2 separate regions of the Mus musculus genome follow, and region 2 is linked to region 1. The links are chromatin contacts, found by Hi-C in ENCODE. All regions are on one chromosome and are shown on one strand. Each heading gives the region's core, a stretch centred on a gene start or an enhancer-like site at or near the end of the contact. The rest is flanking DNA. Distances are from core to core; before and after follow the strand shown. Region 1 holds the start of Kcnab1 (potassium voltage-gated channel, shaker-related subfamily, beta member 1). Region 2 has its middle 39 kb from the start of Gm35039.

Region 1 (3,415 bases), core at 744-3,243:
ACAAGCAAGCACTCTGTGTGGTCCTATTGGGGTCAGAAATGCTCTACTTTGTATGTCTTGTTCAGATAACCTTTTCCCTGATCTAGGCTATGCTGTGCTTTTTGGCATTTCTCTGCTAGCCCCTTAATAAAGCTAAACACCACACTGGTTAATATATCCAGGCCTCTTAGTCCATCCTATAAAGCCAGCAGCACTCTCAGCTGAACCCCTGCCCACCTCCCCTCCCCCAAAGCCAGTGGCCAAGTTAAAGTCCCTGGTTCCTGACCCCTCGGGTCTGAAGGGCATCACCTCCCTCTGTTGTTCCCAGCCTGCTTTTTTCCCACTTTCCTTTTCTAAAAGCTCTTTCTTTTGATTCCTCCCACTTCTTCCTCTTCTCATTTTGACTGCTTTCCCAATTCACGTTGATCATCTCCGATGAGCTGGCTTAGTGTGCAAAAATAAAGGTTCCTATGATCTGCTTCCTCTCTACCCACTGTTTATTCCAAAGATTAAAGAAAGGTACGTCCCAGTATTCCTGCCTGGGTGAAAAGAAGAGGTGCCCACTTAACCCTGCCACCCTCAGTCATCCTAAATATCCTCTGTTAATGAACATACTGATTTTCCTAAGGGAAAGAGTGAAAATATATAGAGGATCAAGAATTGGATGCCACAATGTGGTTTAAATCTTATCTTCAGGTTCAAAGTTGTTAAGAGTAATAATATCTTGAGTGGATCTCAACACAAGCACAGAGTCTCCTTGAGGATTTCACTTCTGCAACTTCATTTGCTTGGGCAGAAGTGGCCAGAGCAGCTGTTTTATTTATTAATTTATACAGGCAGGCTATGTCATCCGTGAACATGCTTCCCTGTACTCCTGATAATCAGATCAGACCCATGGGTCCTGCCACAGGGGAGTCCATACCTTTGGGAGGGCTGTTGAGTCTTCGTGTGCTTCCTGAAACTCTGGACATTGTCATGTGTCCCAGTAGCCAAGTCAGATTATAAGAGAAGCTCCACTGAAGTGTTGTAATGGATCGAAATGAAGAAATGTTCTCCAGGCTCCTGAAATTCATTCTTTTTTCATTCTGTTGTGCTTAGTGTGGGTACCACTCCCGTGGACACATAGAGTATGATTTTCAACATAATCAGTCTCTGAAGACCGAGTGCTTTGTCCTTCCCACCCAGATTGCCTGCTCCTTACGAACTGAGACACAGCTTCCTAAATTTCCCTCCATATTGATCTCTATTGCCAAGAACAGAGATGGATTCACAAATAGCGTTTGTTGTTTCTTCCTCCTTGACAGTGGGGTCTGTTGGGGATCACATTTAGAAAGAAGCTTTTGGAGAAGATATAATTTAACCAAATTCATAGGACGAGTTATTTCTCTCATACTTCAAATGGAGAGATGAATTATCAACTAATTGATAGTTTGGTCTGAGCAGGTTTCTTGAGCAGTTGCTCTGAATGGAACATCCAGCCAAACAAGAAATGCATCTTATATGGGTTCAGGCTCAGCTCACAGAACTTCTTGCTGCCCATCCCTGTGGCCATGACAATATATATGGATCCTGTTACTTTCCTGACCTGTTTCTCCCCCATTGCACCTACCCCCACCTGTATCCTCCAGCGGGGAGGACCCATTGCTCCCTGCAGCATCCCAGACGTCTCTACTCTGGTATTTTAAATAAATTTGCAGTACGTTAGCAGACCCCACTCCATCCAGACTGCACTGTGGCTTTTCAGGAAACTTCTAACTTATCTGCATAAGAAATAACATGCAGAGGGGATATGAACCCTGACAAGGCTAATATCTGAATTCCAAGCTGTGTTCCAGCAAGTCAGAAGAGCATTCACGTGTTAATCAGTAGTGTGCTGTTCTCAGAGCACCCCACTCAGCCTCCCCAACTCAGCCTTTTCAACTCCTGCGCTGCAGCAAAATTTGGTGGCATCTAGGCAGAGCCCCCTGATGGAACAGCCCTCCCAGTCCTGTTCCAGTAAGGAGTGGTCACAGTGATCTTTCCTTCCCACTGCACACAAAGGCAAGGCGCTCCTTAAAGGGACCTCCCAGCTCTTCTATGCAGTCGCTAACCAAGTAAGTGCTGGCTCAGGAGACCCAGCTTTTGCCCGAGGATGAGTGGGGAGGGGTCTTGAGAAGCCTCCACCTCCGCATTCTCCTAAGCACAGGAGCGAGGTAGTTGGCAGGCATAGTGGATGGAGACCACGGGTCCGCGGGGTCCTGCTTGCTGTGAGCTGCTTCTTGGGATGCTCCTCTCCAGTTGAGCCTCCTGCCTGTGATCCAGAGGGTGCTAGCAGCGCATCTTGCGGTATGCCTGCGTTGCTTTGAGCCAGCGCCCAGAAACCAGCCCTCTGCATTCAGGCACCTCGGACTGGCTCCAGGCAGGGCTGTGTGCAGTCACCATGAATGCTCAGCTCTAGGCTTCTGCACCAGCCTCCTGACCACATGGATCTGGCTGTTTAATCAGCCGAGATCACAGCCTGGGAAGATTGGAGAGGCTGATTCGCGCTCCAGCTGCCGAGGCAACTTCCAGCTTGGCTGTTTACTTCTTTGGGTCCCGGGGACTCTGTCCTGCCCCTCAGCCTCTTCTGCCACTGTGTGGGTCCTGAAGTCAGCTGCTGGGACTCCTCTGAAGGCATCCAGGAAGGGGGGCAAGAGGGGTTAAAAGACAGCCGAAATCCCCCCAACTGCTCACCCTCTGCCGACCGCCTGTGTTGTGGGGTTCTGAGAGGACCTTGCTCTGTCCTGGGAAGCAATGCAAGTCTCCATAGCCTGCACAGAGCACAATTTGAAGAGTCGAAATGGTGAGGACCGACTTCTGAGCAAGCAGAGCTCCAACGCCCCCAATGTGGTGAACGCAGCCCGGGCCAAATTCCGCACTGTCGCTATCATCGCTCGCAGCCTGGGGACCTTCACCCCTCAGCATCACATTTCTCTCAAAGAGTCCACCGCAAAGCAGACTGGCATGAAATATAGGTATGGTGAGGTCCCTCTGCCCGGGGTTTCTGTGTTCTTTGACGGTTCAGCCAGGCAGTTGTTCCTGTTTGAAAGTGACTTAACTCAGCGCTTGTTTGCTTAATTTAGAATTCTCAGGTGTTTGCTTTGAAATTAGCCTTTTGTGGGGGGAGAGCTGAAAAGGGCCAAGCTGCTGTGCATGCACAAGTGCGATCTTTAAGATGTGGCCCATTTTTTTATATTCTAAGTGTTACGAACACCTTAGGACCATAATGAGTTCCAGAGAGCGGAGAAAACACACCTAAGAGCTAGGAACTCTTTTCTACTAGGACAGTTTGTCAAGAGCAGAAGTGTTTGTCCTGCTTGATGCACAGGCTGTCGATTCTACGCTTATGCTTTTCAGAATAGTTTCCCATCCCACGCTGCACTCTTCCCTTTGAGAGACCGAGGGAACATGTTAAGCC
Region 2 (3,339 bases), core at 267-2,766, 780 kb after region 1:
AGATGATTTCTGCTATAGACTCCATTGAGCCCTACCAAATCCACACATAGAAATCCTAGTCTCAGTATCTCAAGATATATAACCTTATGCAAAAATACAGTCACTGCAGACATGAGTCAAGATAAGGTCATTGGAACAGATTCTAATTCAGTAGGGGTGGTGTCCTTAACAAGAGACTTTGGGTGTAGAAAAAGATGCACAACACTGGGGTGATGATGGGACATGCCTTTAATCCTAACACTTGAGAGGCAGTGTCAAGGCCAGCCTGGTCTACAGAGCAAGTTCCAGGGCAGCCAACGCTACAGAGAATCCCAGCTTAAAAAACAAAAACAAAACGAAAGTTACATGTGTGCGAAAGGAGAGATTAAAAACTAAAACAATGCTTCTACAAGATTAGAAGTGCCAGAGATGCTAGAAAACTAGCCAAGAGGGGCATGGAACAGAGATTTCCTCGTGCCCCAGGAAACTACCCTGCCAATGCCTTGATTTGGATTCCAGACTTGGGAAACAATAAATATCTGTGGTCCAAGACATACAGTTTGTGGAACTGTGTAACCACAGCCCTTAGCTAATCAGAACACAGTCCTTTACTCAGTATGAAATTTTCCTGTTGGTGAATGATAGCCAACCATCCTTAGTGTCCATCAGACATGGTTTTGTCTGTTTTTTGGTGATAGAGATGGCACCCAGGGTTTGGTGCACGTTAGACAAACCCTTTACCACTGAGTTAACCTCTCACTGCTCGGCAGTATCACTGACAAATACGGAATTTGATGATTTCTAAGACCTCTCCCAAATGTTATCTATGTTCACAGCAACTCAGTTCGGCTCCTCTTTGGAATGATGACCTGGTCCTTACAGCCCTTCCTTTGTTGCTGTTTCAAAGATAAGCTAAGGTGAAGGTGACCTTCAAGGACAAAACAAAGTCACTTCCGGTGCTGTGAGTTGTGTTCCTAGACATTAGAATAAAACTAATTTAAGATGTGGGTCTTCACTTGCCCTCTGGTGAGGCAGCTCCTATGGTGAACTCCCTTGTATCTTCTCTATGTGTCCTCTATGTGTTCTCTATGTGGCCTTTGGTGTTAAATGCAAACCATGTGTTTGGGCTACAAATTCTGCAGAAGGAAGCAGAAATCCAAGTTGGCGGTCCTTTACTGTGACTTAAAGTTATGTCACGAGGGCCCTGTGTGGGCCTGGAAAGCTTGGGCTCTTTGTGTGAAACATGATCCCTCAATACTATTTCAATGAGTAGATAAAAAGCTGACCTAAGAAAGCTCCCAAAGACCGTTGATTTTACATAAACCAAGGTGTGACTAGGCCTGGTCTAAGGAAAGAAGTCCAAATACTTTAAAAATGTCTCTAGCCTCAGAGGAGTCCCTATTTCAGAGCTAGTCTGGGACTTTCAGCCTCTGCCCCTCACCAACACAGAGTTTGACCTCACCAACACAGAATTAAGTAGCTGTGTGGGTGATCATGTCTCCCAACCCCTCCCCCCATCTGTGGAGCCTTAAAAGGCTGAGTAGTCACAGGACAGCCCTATCTGTGGCTGGCCATGTGGCAGTGCTCTCGGGCCTGTCTCACTTCCCGTCAGCCCTTCAGCCTTTGCTCAGGAATTTGCTCCCAGTTCCATTTCTGGAAGCATCTATTTCTTCACTAAGCTGAGGGCTGCAGCCCAGACACCCTCAGATAATGTTTGTTTAAGGTTTTCACCCTTGCTCCTGGTTCCTCGCTACTCTGTCACAATTTTTGAAGTGTGATTTCTCCTGCCAGTGGACGCAGCCAGCAGGAGTCTGTTGAGTATAGAACTCACTGAAGGGCTGAGAGTGTCACTTAGGGGATCTCATAATTGATGATTTTTTCCCTTGTCAACATGATATATACATAATCCAAGGGAAATGTCTAAATGAATGGAGCTGTTTGGGGATAGAGGCTACATTTCATTCTCTTTTGAATTTTCAGTGCTTAGCCTCCCACCTGGCACAGGGTAGCATCCAATAAAATTCCTTATTGAATGAATGGACATTAGTTTTCTACTTTCTTCAGAGAGGTGCTCTGCTAGTGTGATGCCAACACACCACGGTCACACACAAGGCTAAAAGACACTTATATTTTCCAATAGCTCTCATGAGACATGTCCAAGGAAAAGCCCCTGGATCCAGGATGCAGAGGACACAAACTCCAGGTCCTCTTGGACCACTACCTAAGAGCCCGCCCAGTGTGTGTCTGCCTCACTGTGTTGTCTGCAATGCCTACCTCGGTGGATGGTTTCAAGATGCTGCCGAGGCAGCAACTGAGGATGTAGCTTAGTAGTAAAGAGTTTACCAGGCTTGATGTCCTGAGCTTCATTCTCAGCATTGCAAGGAATGTTTAAAAGGAGAAGACAGTGAAGGCAAAGGTTTCAGAGACCACGCTGAAGCACTTCTGTTATTTACTACCGTAGCAGGTAGTAATACGCAACTGGAGTTAAGAGGGTCCATGAGTCGTATTGACTATCCCAATATCTTTTATTCTACATGAACTCAGAGATGAAAGCTAAGTTTTCTTCCTACTACAGCTAAAGATATATCCAACCTAGTGAAGTCCTGGTCTCTTTGGAACATTACTTTCTGCTAGGTTAGCATCCCCCCCCCCTTTTTTTTTGAGATGTAACTTTAGAAGTATCCAGATTATGCATTTGGCAACTGTAAGGGTATAAAGACATTTTTAAAGCATTTTTATTAGATATTTTCTTCATTTACATTTCAAATGCTATCCCCAGAGCCCCCTATACCCCCCCCGCCCTGCTCCCCAACCCACCCACTCCCACTTCCTGGACCTGGCATTCCCCTGTTCTGGGGCATATGATCTTCGCAATTCCAAGGGCCTCTCCTCCTATTGATGGCCAACTAGGCCATCCTCTGCTATATATGCAACTAGAGACACAGATCTGGGGGGTACTGGTTAGTTCATATTGTTGTTCCTCCTATAGGGTTGCAGACCCCTTTAGCAGCTTGGGTACTTTCTCTAGCTCCTTCATTAGGAGCCCTGTGTTTCATCCAATAGATGACTGTGAGCATCCACTTCTGTATTTGCCAGACATTGGAATAGCCTCACAAAAGAGAGCTATGTCAGGGTCCTGTCAGCAAAATCTTTCGGCATATGCAATAGTGTCTAGGTTTGGTGGTTGTATATGGGATGAATCGCTGGGTTAGCAGTCCTATTTTGTGCATTGGTGATGGATAAAATATTAAGTCACAGAAGACTAGTTGAAGAATGGTTGCTCTAGAAATAGTTCCTGTGCCTAAATTATGCTAAGAAATATGAGGTTTTCATATTCAGAGGACTGTGCCTTTGACAGCC

Evidence for each region. Hi-C counts contacts between places; a loop is a spot of excess contacts on that map.
Region 2: a map of T-helper 17 cell shows a loop between it and region 1 (2.7-fold over the local background). The contact joins the enhancer-like site here to the promoter of Kcnab1 in region 1. A Hi-C loop is called at or near these places in 2 of 37 maps with a recorded cell type or tissue (T-helper 17 cell and left cerebral cortex).

Annotation. Positions count from the first base shown.
Region 1 is chr3:65,107,021-65,110,435 of GRCm38, forward strand. It overlaps Kcnab1 (potassium voltage-gated channel, shaker-related subfamily, beta member 1), which reads left to right and starts at 1,994. Exons shown (of 14, transcript NM_010597.5): 1 at 1,994-2,972. The coding sequence starts at 2,752.
Region 2 is chr3:65,887,560-65,890,898 of GRCm38, forward strand. No RefSeq gene overlaps it. Among named protein-coding and RNA genes, the nearest start is that of Gm35039, 39 kb to the right of the region's middle. Within about 2 kb of position 1,517, at least 1 of the 3 ENCODE cell types and tissues checked has a DNase peak (open chromatin) inside an H3K27ac peak, as active enhancers do.